Linked DNA regions of Homo sapiens: region 2 is linked to region 1. Evidence: chromatin contacts called from ENCODE Hi-C data. All regions are on one chromosome and are shown on one strand. The core of a region is the stretch at or near the end of the contact, and the rest is flanking DNA. Distances in the headings are between cores, read along the strand shown.

What was found. A loop is a pair of places that touch in the nucleus more often than their neighbours do. Pooled maps may share reads with other maps.
Region 2: a pooled map shows a loop between it and region 1 (8-fold over the local background). The contact joins the promoter of GPR101 here to the promoter of HTATSF1 in region 1. A Hi-C loop is called at or near these places in 7 of 50 pooled maps.

What each region holds. Positions count from the first base shown.
Region 1 is chrX:136,494,969-136,502,456 of GRCh38, forward strand. HTATSF1 (HIV-1 Tat specific factor 1) reads left to right here and starts at 2,624. Exons shown (of 9, transcript NM_014500.5): 1 at 2,624-2,902; 2 at 4,630-4,810; 3 at 5,190-5,237; 4 at 5,696-5,850. The coding sequence starts at 2,717. RefSeq lists a silencer at 1,965-2,634.
Region 2 is chrX:137,028,791-137,035,732 of GRCh38, forward strand. GPR101 (G protein-coupled receptor 101) reads right to left here and starts at 5,205. Exons shown (of 2, transcript NM_054021.2): 1 at 5,012-5,205; 2 at 1-2,976. The coding sequence starts at 2,884. The coding sequence ends at 1,358. RefSeq lists enhancers at 2,217-2,761, 2,762-3,305.

The DNA.
Region 1 (7,488 bases), core at 1,374-3,873:
GCCCATCTACACTGCAGTCCTGGAGTTTCAGTAGCCGCCCCTATCTTTATAACCCACCCCCCTTTTTTTTTGTTACCTCGAGTGTTTCTATAACTTGCAAGAAAAAAAACTTGTAAAAGACAGGTTACAAAGACAGAGATGCTTTCAGATTACCTCAGTCATTAGGGAGTTATTCTATGAATATGCAGGGAAATGAGAAAAAATAGGAACCAGGCCTCACAGAGACCACAGCATTGTGCAATTATAAACTGCCAGTTCTCACGACCAAACAGAATGCCATTACAGGTACAATGTGTGTACCTCTCAACTCCACTGCCTCACTAGTATAGTGACTCAGTGACCCTTCTTCGCTGCTTCAGCTGCTCCTCTCACCCGTGGGGAACTTCTCCACAGCAGGCCTCTGTTCTGCCTTTTACCTTCCCTGGGAGTATCTCCTTGCTTCTTTGCTACTCTGACCACATCCCTGTATGTTCCATACTCAAACTTTCTGGGAGAGGTTCTTACTGGCTCAGTCAAATCCAGTCTAGAATGCAGAGCTATCTGCCAGGTCACCACACAGACCCTGGGCAGCCTTTGGGCCAGGATGGCTGGGTGACATGGGACATAAGCATAAGGAACCCTTTAAGTCACCTGCTCAAAAGACGGTTGTGGTAGAGCCGGCACTCAATGATATGTGCAGTAGGGTGGTGTCGCATATTATCACCTATGCTGTGAACTCGGGAATGAAATGGGAGCCCAATAACACATTGCTGAAAACAGCTGTATGCTATTTTTGGATCCAGGAAAAAATATTTAGCAAAGTTTAAGCCTAATAAAACTCACATTACCTATATCATAAAAGTGCACACAAATTCAGTTCTCCAAGAGTTCCTGCCAGAATGAGAACTTCATGAAAAAGAAATGTAATTTAAAAAAAAACTAACCCAAACTATTAAAAACTGTTGTTATCGTTGAAACCATAGATTCACACAACTGGTGTGTGGGGAGCCAGGATTTTCTAGAAGTAGTACTCAACTGCTATGTTTAGAAGTGAAGGTCACTGGAATAGTGAAATAATTTCTTCTGGTAAGGTTTTCCCGGACCTCAAGCCCGGGTTATGATATTTATGTTTACACTAATGGGTTCCTTATTATTTTAATGAATTAGTATTTTTTAACAGCCGCTTTCATTTTTGTGCAGAAATATTGGTAAGTATAAACCACAAACAAACGTTTTTTGGGGTTTTCAATGTTTTAGTGTAAAGAGGACCTGGAACCAAAAAGTTTGAGAACTGCTGTCCTCCAGCATCTCATATCTGTCAGGTGCCAACCATCTTAATTCTGTCTCCCCTGAGCTGTGCCTGTCTTGTCAACTCCTGGGTCGCCAGAGCCTCACGCAGTGCCCTGCACTTAGTAGGGGCTCAATAAATACCTGCCCAACTTAAAAATATGGACCTTTTCCTTTTCAGCAATGAGTGTAATTCCTGAAAACAAAGTTCTGTTTAGAACAAAAAGTATGCTGTGTCTTTCTAAAAGAATGACAAAGAAGCGGAGTTTCCCGGCCAATAAAGCTGGTGTTTACACTGGGATGTTTACATTTATGCTTAAGTTTCAAGTTCGAAGCTCGAGCGCCACTGAAATCTGCAGTACAAGAGGCAGGCAACTGCTGCCCTTTCCATCCTTCCCACGGAGTCGAACTCCAGCCAGAGGAAGGTATGAGACCGATAAAGGAGAAGGCTGACACCAGAAAAAGAAAGTTGGCCCTTCTACCCCTCATTCGTTCATTCATTCGCTCATTCCGCATTAGACACCAGAGCCGGTGCCAGGAGTTTAGGCTACCAAGATGAACAAGATCCGGTGTCTATCCCCGGGTGTCGTAAAGAAACAAGTAAAAGACGCGGTTCCTGAGCGGGGGAGGGGCCTTTGGGCGAAGGAGGCGCGTCGTTTTCTCGAAGCCAGAGAAATTTGTCCTGTCCGCCCCACCCACTCCCCTAAGATGGCGCCCTCGCGAAACCCGCCCGGCCACCCCCGCGAGGGAATATTCCCACGCCTTCCTTCCGTTTCCCTCCCGGGCCGGCCGATCCGCCGGGGACCCCGCGGAGCTCAAGGCCCTTGAGGCGCCGCGGGATCCCAGTGGCCCTCGCCCCGCCCCAAACCCGACCCCGGTGGGCGTCGACGCGCAGCAGCAGCGGGTCCCCCCAACCCCGGCGCCCCGCCTCCCCGGGCCTCGCGCCGCATGCCGGCGTCGGCGCTTTTTGACGCCATAGTGGGCGTGTCGGCGCGACCCGCGACGTCGCCACGCGCCGACAATGGCGGCTGCGTCGGCCTGAGCAGGGCTTAGTTTAGAAGTAATTTCCTGACGTTGCCGAGGGAGCCGCAGTCGCCTCAGATCCGGTCGGCGGCGGCGGCGGTGGCGGCGGCGGCAGCGCGCCTGCGCGCTCCCGCAGCGCCCTGGACCTAGCGGCGGTGCCGAGGCCCGGCGGAGCAAGCCAGGTGGGCGGCGGCGCGGCCGAGCTCACAGCATCAGCGCGCGCGCGCGGTGGGCGGGCAGAGAGGGGGGCGGTGCAGCCGCCGAGCGGCCGCGATTTCCCGGGGACTGCTGGGGCGCAGCGGGGAGGCGGGCCGGGGGGCGGCGGGGCGCGAGCAGAGCGCGGTTGACCTCCCTTTCTCTGCTCAGCTCCAGCGTCATTTCGGCCTCTTAGTTCTTCTGAACCCTGCTCCTGAGCTAGGTAGGAAACATGAGCGGCACCAACTTGGATGGGAACGATGAGTTTGATGAGCAGTTGCGAATGCAAGAATTGTACGGAGACGGCAAGGATGGTGACACCCAGACCGATGCCGGCGGAGAACCCGATTCTCTCGGGCAGCAGCCGACGGACACTCCCTACGAGTGGGACCTGGACAAAAAGGCTTGGTTCCCCAAGGTAGGAGAGTGCCACGGGCGCCACTGCAGAGCGGGCCGCCTGGCCAGCCTCGCGGGGCACTCCTTTTACGTTTGCTTTGCTGAGATCCTTGGTCCTTGGTCCTAGCCCCCTTGAATAGCGACGCTTCTTTTTGTTGTGTTTGTTGGGGCACCGATGTGTAAAAGAACGTAAATCTTTAGGGTAGTGTCTTAAATGTAATTTTTAAGTCTTTTCTATGCTTTATTAATCTTGTCTGTGAAGGTCACAGTTGATTATTACATGACTGCTTTTTATTGCAAAGAGGAAAAATACCAAGAACAAATTTAGTAGCTGTCCATTTCTGGTAGCCAACCCCACTTGTCCTAGGAACTCAGATGTTTAGCTTATGTACTATGTGCAAAATGCAGTTTCTTGATTTCTTTTTTAAAGTAGCTGTTTATATAGCTTTACTAATTGAACTTTCTTTGCACCTTGCTTTACTTTCCTAGTAAATTTTGTCCCTAGGCATATATGTTTGAACCATATAACCACAGGAATAAGACTGGAGATACACAGAATACAGATGGAAAATCTGTGTATGTTTGTTTGGAATACTTGGAAATTGCTAAGTATTTTTATTTCAGCTTCGAAGTAAAATAACTAATGTTAAACTTGATTCTGTAAACTTTGTGGTAAAAGTGCCCTTTTAATCTGGCTCTCATGAGCAGGAAAGGGCACACTAATAGCACACAAATTGACTTGCAAGTCAATGATACAAAACCTGTCTCCACTGCGCGACTGGACTGCTATTGTAAAAATTCTTTTGCAACTTTTCTTTCCCATTCTGTATTTGTATATATATTCCAATCCCTCCAGATTGTTAAAATTTACGATTTCACTTCTGTGTTGGTAGTGCTAGTTTGAGTGCAGATTTGGTTTCTTCAGCATTCTGAATACTTTTAACAAAGGTGTGATAATGGATTAATGTGTGACTTTATCCTTTTATGTTGTTGAAGCCCATACCTCTTCAAACTTTGGGTTTTACATTTTCCCCATTCCATGCCTGCCTAATATTGATTGGTATGATGATATAACTATATTTCTTTCGTTTTGCAATAACGCTTTTCCCCCAAAGGGGAGGAAGATAGATATGAGTTGGATTTGTCTTTAATTTGTTCTGATACTAAAATATAACGTCATTTAATTTGTGATAAAGTTAAAATGAGCATTTAGTTTTACAATTGTTAACCCCATTCTTTATATACCAAATCAGAGTTCTGTTCTGTGTGCTCTCTGCATACAGATATTTAAGTACTTATTGTACATGTATATTGGTGCATCTGTACAGTAAGAGAAAATTGGATTCTGTGGTTAGATTATTCATTGACTGTTGGTTTTTATTGTTTTATTATCTGGTTCTTCCTTTGTTGTATGTATTTGTAGCCTTAGTCAAGTAGTGTAGAGAGGTAGTAATTAATAAATGAAACAACTAGAAAAGGTGCCAGCATCACTTAAAATGCTTTAAATCGTATCTCAGACTTTTGCATTGATCATCTAAGTACTTGTGTCTTATTTTTTATCACCGTATGCACAATTTTCTATAGAAGGTGACTATTCTTGCATTTATACCTTAATAACTACAACTATTATCCACAGAAACACTTTTGTGTTAAGTTGTATAACTATGCTGTAAAAACACAATTTAAACTTCTTATGAGTGGAAATAATTTTGAATTTCTCTGTCCGGGTCTGTTGAATTGCTTGTGTAGATTACTGAAGATTTCATTGCTACATATCAGGCCAATTATGGCTTCTCTAACGATGGCGCATCTAGTTCTACCGCAAATGTTGAAGATGTCCATGCTAGGACTGCAGAGGAACCTCCACAAGAAAAAGCCCCGGAACCCACTGATGCCAGAAAGAAGGGAGAAAAAAGAAAGGCTGAGTCAGGTAAGTGGTTCTAGCTTACAAATTTTAAGTGTAAAAATTAAAAATATGGGTGTGCATAGGTACAGTTGCTTTTTCGAGAATTATAATAGCTTTGAAGGAATAAGGTGAGTTTTTTCTTTAAGGTAGTGTCAGTTATAAAGAATCAAGATAAACTGGCCATCTTTTTTCCAGATAGGGCTCTAAAACTAATTATTTCTCAAAAGATTTAAATCTTTTGAAAGCTGGGTAGTGATTTGAGTTAGTTTATCTTGGTCTTTTAAGAGTAACAGAAAGGTCGTCCTGGAAGTTTCAAGAAACTGCTGCTTTGTCAAGATTCCATAATATGACTCTTATCTTTTTTTGCAAGTGTTTTATTTATTTAATTAATTTTGATTTCTAGGATGGTTTCATGTTGAAGAAGACAGAAATACAAATGTATACGTGTCTGGTATGTATAACTTTTTAAACAGGTTTAAGGTAGGAAATACTTAATTTTGAGATTTTTCACGAAGTGATTTTTAGCTTTCAGTTTCTCCAGAGTCCATTTTTTATCATTGTGTCATTTTTTGTTCAGCCATTTATATTAGTAAGGAATATGTGTGTTCATTACAGAACCAAGAAATTTAGTGTGTAACTTTGCATACCAACCTTTAGGCCTGGTTAATGTAACTTACAGCAGTGTGTCCCTTCCCATTCAGTGAGGCCCTCAAGAAAGCATAATTTTAATGTATATTTGAACACACAAAAATGTGAAATTTCTTCAGTTCCGTAAATGTAAAACTTTTACATACATTTAGAAAATCAACATTGCATTCACCTAAGTTATAGATTTCTAATTGGTAGAATGCTAAGTAATTCACCTTCATTATCAATTATAAATGTTTTTTAATTTTTCTTAAATGACAGGTTTGCCTCCAGATATTACAGTGGATGAATTTATACAACTTATGTCCAAGTTTGGCATTATTATGAGAGATCCTCAGACAGAAGAATTTAAGGTCAAACTTTACAAAGATAATCAAGGAAATCTTAAAGGAGACGGTCTTTGCTGTTATTTGAAAGTAAGTTGTATGATCAAATAAGTTTCTTGTATCTTCGTTTTTAACTCAGGAACCAGGGCTATAATTTCTATAGATGATAACCAACACCAAGAACTGTTCAAAACAGGATATGAAGAAAACTGAAATTTCAGTTAGTACCTGTGTGTATCACATTGGTAAGATTATTCACTTGTTTTAAGAAAATATGTTATCAGGTAAAAGTATTATATAAGTATGCGACTGGAGTGCTTCTTCTGTCTTGAAAAATTCTCACTAGAAAGATTTTTTTATTGATGTGTACAGTCAATTCAGACTACATTTTAAAAATTCAAGAAGAAAAAAAGCCAGTAACATTTTAGTTGTCCATTGGAATGAATTACACCAGGGTTCAGCAAACTCGGGCTCTGTTTTGGTAAATACAGCTTTATGGAACACAGCCACACTAATTCATTTATGCATTTGTCTATGGTTGCCTTTGTGTTTCACTGATAGGGTTGAGTGGTTGCAGCACAGACCTTGTGGCCTACAAAGCCTAAAATATTTACGAACTGGCCCTTTAACAAAAGGATTTTTCTGACCCTTGAATTAGACCATGAAGGAGACGATAGCTTATTCTTACTGCTTTAAAATATTTTTTTGAATGTGAGAAAAGAGAGAGTGGTATTAAGAGAAATTTGCAGAACTTCATGTAGTCATAGTACCATAAATTACACAAAGAAACCTCAATGCCAGAGGCAGCCATCATTTCTGGAACACCTGCCACCTTAGGAGCATGTGTTATACATTATCACAGGGTACAGAACAAATGATGACATGTACATAAGTCAAACCTGGAAATAATTACAGAGTAAAGTCAAAATGGTAAAGCAAAAGTACAAACACCACAGGTGTGTTGTGAGTATACAGTATTCCAGTGAGATCAGAAGAGAGTAGGATTAAGCTGACAGCTTTTTGGGAAATAGGTTTTTGACCTGAATCTTAAACGTGATGGTTATGGGACATGAGCATGACCATTTTAGGATGGTAGTTTTGTAATGTTCAAATGTAAGGAGATTTGAGGGTTTTATAAGTTCTTTAAGGATTATTAAAAAATCTGCGAACAGATTCTTAGGGAGTTCTGTTAGATTTTTTAAATTTTTAAAGGAAAAAAATTGAGTTTTGAGACCCATAGAAGTACAAGATTGTCAAAACAGTAAATTGAGTTCCAGGAAAATATAGTGAATTATTCCAGGACCCATATATGTGAGCAGCTGAGTTCAGTTATCCATTTTTCTTTTCTACAGGTCCTCTGATCTTTGACTCTGTTTGTATAGGGCTGATAACTGTCCTTTCTCTAAGACCTGGAATCCATACATGTATTTAATATAAAGTACAAGTCATCAGATAATTGTCTTCTACTTCTCAGTGTATTACAGACTCACAATTTAATGGATGAACCAAAAAATTAAAGGCTGTCTATGGTGTTCCCAATTCCTTGAGTCATCTAGTCTTTTAAGTAAGAGTATTATAGAATTTTAAAAGAAATACACCTTAGAAATCATGCAGATTTGCTCCCTTCATTCTGCAAATGAGAAATTGTGGCCTCAAGAGACAAAATTACCCAATAATAATATTTATTGAACACCTACCATATGTTAGTCCTTATCCTTTCCATGCATT
Region 2 (6,942 bases), core at 3,955-6,454, 540 kb after region 1:
ATATTGTTAAAGTTTTCCCAACGTGATTTATTTCAACAGCATTAATTAGGATATGTCTGATCTGAATGCTCTGATTTTAGGACTGTTTGGAATAGGTTACATGTTTTCTAGGTATTGTGAAATCATCCTCTTTGTCATTTCTGACTCTCTGATATTTCTCTTTCACATCTGCAGAGAGCTTAAAAGCTTTAAAGAGAGCCACAGGTGGAAAAGACACATGGGTGTGCCTGGAGGAAGAAAAATGTTCATTCTGCCTTCCTTGCTCCCCATGTGGAGATCACATTTATTGTCTATGATCTCATGGACACAAAATATATTTCTGATGAACAAATTATTCCTCAGTGACATCATGAATTTTGTAGGACTTAGGCCACTTCTAGTTGAATTTCTTTTTTTCTGTAAATACTGTTTGACTAAAAAAGGCTTATTTGACAAAAACAAACCAAAAGAAAACAGAAGTGTTGGCAGAGATCTGAAGAATTCCCACCAGCATCTCAATTCAGTCACATAAGGGAAGTTGTAAAATAGTGGCATGATTTCTGCCCCACTATTATTCAAACAGGAGACAGAAAATATTTGTGTCAATTGACAATTTACACTTAATGACCTCAGTTCCAGCCCATGCATAAACCCAAGATTTTATAGGAAAAAAAGTCAACTGTTTAGCTCTCCAGATGTGTGTTATTTCTCAATCTTTTCCCTTGGACTAGCTTCCCATTTCATACATGTCCTTCTACTTTTCTGGATCCCTTTAGGGGATCTAGAAACCTTCTTGAGATTCTAACTGTAGGAGGCCCTTTGTTTTAGTTTGTGTAACAGTCTTTGCACCCGACTGTGGGGCTGTTCAGTTCAGAATTTGGCTCATATGTTGATCAGTCCATTAGGTTCTGTTTCTTGGGCTCCATGAATGATTTGGTCCATTGCCTTTCTTTCAGTTGAACACAAGCTGTAGCTCTGGCCCATGAGCTCCCGACCCGAGGGCCGAAAAGTCCTTAAGTTCACAAGCATCATCTTCCCTTTCCTTCAGAGCTAAAGTTGGCATGTTGTAGCTCTGGAAAAGATAGAATACCAACTACAAGTCCAAAATGGATAGCCCTTGTTGCTTTAAGAAATGTAGAGCCTAATAATCTTTGGGGGGAAAATTTCAGTCAGAATCCTCAAGTCCATGCTTTTACGGAAAGACCCCAGTTCCTGCCTCTTCTATATATTTATCTACCTTGTGGTGAAGAGCATGTGTGTGCAACACCTTTGCCTGAAATGGTATGGTTTGGCATTAATGAATTGTGGGTCCATTGAAAAGAAATCTCCTCTTGTTTCTCGTGTTATGGACAGTTCAAGGTTTGCCTTAGAACTAACTTCAAGGAAAAGTAGCAGAATCGTAGGAAGGGACAATCTTGCCTTCAGTCCCACCCTCTGTTCCGGGCAGGTCTGGGTGGCTATCTTCTTTCGGGGGCTTTTCCTTGCAGAAGAACTTCTTCAGCATGTCCTGGATTTCCTTCTTAATGGTCTTGTGCATGTAGCCATAGACATAGGGGTGGATGCAGCACTGCAGGAAGAAAAGCCAGATGATTATGGTGATCACCCACTGGGGTACCTGGGTTTCGACATCCACCCACACGGCCAGGACTGCTAAAAAGCAGTAGGGCCCCAGGGATAGCACATAGGAGAAAATGATGATGAAGATCACTTTAGCAGCTTTGCACTGGTAGCACCTGGGCAGAGGAGGGTTGCTGTTGCTGTTACGACGACTGGGTGGGAGGCTCTCCGGGATGTTCACTGCCTCGACGTCATCCTCACTGAAATTGATGTCGTCTTCACCAAACTCCATGTCATCTTCACCCAAGTCAATGCTGCACTGGTTGACCTCTGTGCGACCCTTGTCTGCCTTCATGCTGTTCTCCTCAACTTTGGTGCTGCCTTCCTTACCCTCCATGCTGCCGTCGCTGGCCACCGTGCTGCTCTCTCTGACCTCCTCGCTGCCCCTGGCCTCTACACTACTCTCACTGGTCCCCGTGCTTCCTTCCTTGGCCTTCAGGCTGCCGTCCTTGGCTTCCATTCTGCCCTCCTTGGCCTTGACCTCACCTTCATGCTGGCGGCGAAACTCACTCTCATCCTGGAACTCCTCCTTCTTCTCTGCTCCCTCTTCATCCTCATTCTCCACACAGTCCTTGACTCGCACTTCCAAGCTGTGTCTCTTGACATTGTACAGCAGAGCATGCTGCCTCCGGGCTGCACAGAACACCACGGAGTAGCAGGCAATCATGACAATCAGTGGAATGACGATGAAGGACACCACGCTGAGAATAGTGTAGCTGGGGCTGGCCCCCCAGATCATGGAGCAGAGAGCATTGCGCTCATCAAAGGCAGCCTGGCCCCAGCCGTAGAGTGGAGGAGTGCTCTGCAGGATGGCCACAATCCAGGTGCCATAGAGGAGCAGGTAACCGCGGCGCTGGGTCATCTTGGACGGGTAGGAGAGAGGGTGGATGATGGACAAGTAGCGATCCACTGACACCACGACAATGGTGTTGACGCTGGCGAAGGCGAACAGGTGGGTGAGGCTAACCAGGGCCGTGCAGAAGTGGCTGTTGAGGGGCCAGAAGAGAGGCACAGAGGTGGCCACCACCCAGGGGGCCACGAGCGAAATCTGCAGCAGGTCGGTGACGAGGAGGTTAAAGATAAAACGGTTGGTCACCTGCAGCAGCTGCGGCTTGCGCTGCAACACTAGCGCCAGCACTATGTTGCCGACGAAAGAGGCGGCGAGGAAGATAACCAGCACGGTTGAGCGGATGATGCCGTGGGCCAGGCTGATGGGCATTTTGGAGAGGGGCATGCACGTGTGGCTGCTGTTACTCTCGCGCGTGCTGTTGGTGCAGGTGGACGTCATGGCAACAGCCAGAGGGCGTGAGACAGGTTGCAGGCTCAGTGCCGGCACCGGTGGGTGGCAAAGGGGTGCACAGACCGCACTCAGTGCCTATGCTGGTGACAAAAGAAACACGCAGGCAGAGTTAGTCACCCGTCAAGGGGAGAAGCCTCCGCGCCCAGCAAGGACGCTGCAGGACCCCCTACCCCGGGTTTCCGCACGGCTCCATCCCCAGTGCGGGCAGCTTCTATGGCTCCTTTCCGGACTCTCCAGATCTGTCTGCCTGTCTCTCTCCAGGGCTCTGATTTCCTCTCATCTGTTTCTCCTGCTGGCGCGTGCGTGCGTGCGCTTTCTCTGCTTGTCTCTCACACTGTCTCTGGCTCCGGGGAGTTTTGGTCGCTAGCGCTAGCGCATGCGCGTGCGCTCTCTGTTTCTGTCTGTTTACGACCGTCAGTTTCTGTCTCTTCTCCAGTGTCTCTCGCTAGCGCACTTTTTTTCTTTATCTCTCGGGTTGTGTGTCTGTATGTGTCTCACCGTTTCCTGATTCTTTCTCATCCTTGTCTCTCACTTATGTCTGTCTCTGTTTCTCCGTCTCTCGATAGCACGTGCACGCTGTCTCTTTCCTGTTACTCTCATTTATCTCTTCCACTCTGTTTGTCACTCAGTCTCTCTGTGTGTGTCTCTTTCGCTAGCGCACTTTCTCTGCAGGGCTTGCGCTCTCGCTCCCTATCTTTCTCACAGTCTTGCCCGTCTCTCCCTCAGTCTCTTTCTGATCCATTCTGTCTCTCTGTGTCTCTGCCTGTCACTGTGTCGCTCGCTAGTTCATGTGTGTCTCCGTCTTTCCCTAGTGCTCTCTTGTCTCTCCATTTCTCTCTCAGTCTATTTCCCCAGCAGTTCATCTTTGTGGGTCCCTAGCGCACCTGTTCAATGTCGTTCGCTGTGTCTCTGCCCGTCTCCGTGTCTCTCCAACTCTCTTGTTTCTGCGTCTCCCTCGGGTTCTCTGGGTGTCTCCTTCTGTCTCTCACTGGCACGTGTGCGCTTGCTCTGTCTTTCTCGGACCCTCTTGTCTCTGTGTCTCTCCGTGTGGTTTCTGTCTCTCCCTGCCTAAGTTCTCTCTGCATTACTCTGCCTCTCTCTCCATTGATCTCTAACACTCTACTGCTTGTCTCACCTGTCTCTCAAGCTATCTCTTTAGTGTGTGCACTCTCTCGTTGGTTTCTCTGTCCTTCACTTTCCTGTCACCCCAGGACTCTGGCTAAACACTTGCTTTGTATCTTTGAGTGTGTGCGCATCTCTATTTCTCTACATCTTTTTCCCATGGCCCCTCACCTTGGTTTTTCTCTGGCTGGATCTCTGTCTCTTTGGATCTCTGTCTCCCTGTGGACTTTATTTTGCCGTGGAAACCACCTGCCGCCCCGGCCACCGCGGGCTTTGGTTAAAAAACCCTTAGTTTATCAGCAGTGCAATGGAGACTGGAAAATGCAGAGAGGATGCCTATTGAGCTCCCCTACCCTCACCCTCCACAGCCCCATCCCCATTCCCAATTTGGCATCCTCTTTGCTTTCTCCGGATCTGCTTGGTGTCGGTGACAGCCGAGGGGAGTGGGAAAGGAGCTGGGGAGAAAGGCAAAAGAGGCAGGGGTGCAGGGTGGTGGAGAGAGTCAGAAAGGCAGGGCGAGAGAGACTGAGAGGCAGAGAGACAAAAAGGAAATGAGAGACAGCGAAAGAATGAGATACATACAGAGAGACAGAGAGAATGTGAGCAACAGAGAGGGAGAAAGAAAGAAAAAAGAAGAAATGGGAGCGTGAGAGTGAGAGAGAATGAGAGAGCAAGACAGACTGGGAGAGACGCAGACAGAAAAAGCAAAAAATAATAAGAAAAGAGAACAAGCAGAGGAAGAGGGAAAGGATGAGGAAAAAACGAGAGAATGGAGAGGAAGGGGGAAAAGAACGCACGAGAAAAAGTGAGAGAGAAAACGCGAGGGCGGGAGGATGGCTAGGGAAAGGCGAGAAGGGGCCGCACCGCGGGCCACCGCGCCTGGTAGCTCAGCAGCCGTCGGGACGCTTCAGAGGGGGCGTCGTGGGCTCCCAGGCTCGGGGCCCTGCCGGGTGCTGGGGGCCACGGAGCCCGGAGTAGGGCCGGGCTGCTTACCTGTTGCTGCTGCAGACGTGGCGTCGCGGGCGCCGCGTGCAGGTCCTTCGGGGCTCCTCGCGCTCGTCCCGGCCGCCTCTCGGGGCTCGGGCGGCTGCGAGCTGGCACGGGGCAGCGGGCGCTGCGGGCGCGGCAGGAGCGGGGCACAGCGTCTGTGCCCGCACGTCCGGCCAGCGCGCCGCGCTGCAAGCTCTGAGAGGCAGCGGGGGCGCGCGGCGTCTTAAGGCAGCGCGGTGCCCTCACCTTGCGGTGCCGCCCTCCCCTCGGCCCCCGCCTGCGCCCGTGACGCACGAGGCCGCCGCAGCCCAGGGAGCGGGGCTGGCAGGTGGGGGGCCGTGCACCAGACCCCACTCAGATTTTCTCACTCCGGGTTCCCACCCCTGGGGCCCCGAGTCCACCGAGAGCTCACAGACTGGGGATTGTCACCGGGGCTGATTTTCGTGCAAACCCCGTGCCTTCCTAGCCCCCTGATTTCGGGCCAGCTCCCAGGCACAGACCCTGCACTATCCTTCCGATTCTTCCAAATAGGAGGGCCCGGGACTCCCCTCGACTTCTGAAAACCCTCCAAAGTATGAATAGCCCCTGAGCCCGAGAAAGGAATCGTGACTTTAATGTCAACGATTTTCCACGAATTTCTCTAGCTCCCAGGAAGAGCTAAGCGGCAGTGCTTTCCCTGTGGGATTTGGAAGCATTTCATTTAAGACAAGCCACATAATTACCCACTATATTCTTTGATTGAAGTATGTCTGTCTGTAAGTCAGTCAGCATCTCTCCCTCTCTCCCTCTTTCTCCCCCTCTCTCTGCCAGGTACTGTGTTAAACTGTTTACACAGAGAATACCGCTGAATCTTTACCCCAGCCTTGTGAGATAAGTACCGCTATTATCTTCATTTTATAGAGACAGAAGCAGAAGCCAAGAAAGATTACCCTACTTGCCTAAGTTCAAGTAAATATTGCACACGTTCTATTAGCCAAGACATTCTGGTCTCTCCTAAACACATACTGGGTATTTGTTGTATATCAGGACTGAGGAGGCCCCCTCTTCCCTGCCCCCAGAAGGTAGGGAAGGTGACCCAGACCAGGGATCATTTGCATTAGATTTCCAAGGGATTAGGAGGTGTTTTCTAGGCAGGGCACAAGGGGAAATGTGTTCTGTAAAAAGAAGATGCATGGGGTAAAACTAGGGCTGCAAGAGAGACTTGAGTTCCAAAGGCTGGGAAAACAGGCTGCAGCATGGTGAGTGCCAGGAGGTTAGCTGGTTAAACTGGGTAGAGACAAATCCTGAGGGGTCTTGAATGCCAGTCTGCAGACTTCGGACTTTACCCTGAGATCCCTGGAGGTCGTCGGAGAGTCGTTTTATTATGAAAGACTTCAAGCATACACAAACGTAATGAGAATAATAAAATAATCCTCCATGTTCCTATTACCCAGCCTTCACAAGGGTAAATAATTTGCCATTCTTGTTCATTGGTGGGTTTTAGGTAGGGCGATATTCTAAAATCAGGGCTGGTGTTGGATGGAGAAAGCTGAAGGGAGGCTGTGGCAGGAGACAAAGAGGGTCTTGACAGGTCCAACAGAGCGGGGCAAGCAGAGACCTACAGAGAGGCAAATTGACAGGGAATAAGGGCAAGGAGGTGTTGGGGAGGGTCTAGAATGAGCACAGGGTTTGGAGTTGGTTGATGGGCTGGATGGAGATACCTCCTCCCCTTCTCGTCACCTGCCTCTGAGACAGGGAGATGAGACAGGTGTATAATCGGGCCTCAAGAATGCTCTTTGGATCTGGAGTCCTGCATTTGCTCTTAGATCATTTGTCCTTTTTCTGCTATGCCTGATTTTATCTCCCCAAGGTTGAATGGTAAAAACCTGGTCATTTTTCCTAGAGACAGTTTCCGTGATAATCACTCACAGTTATTATTAATTCCTAGCTTCGTG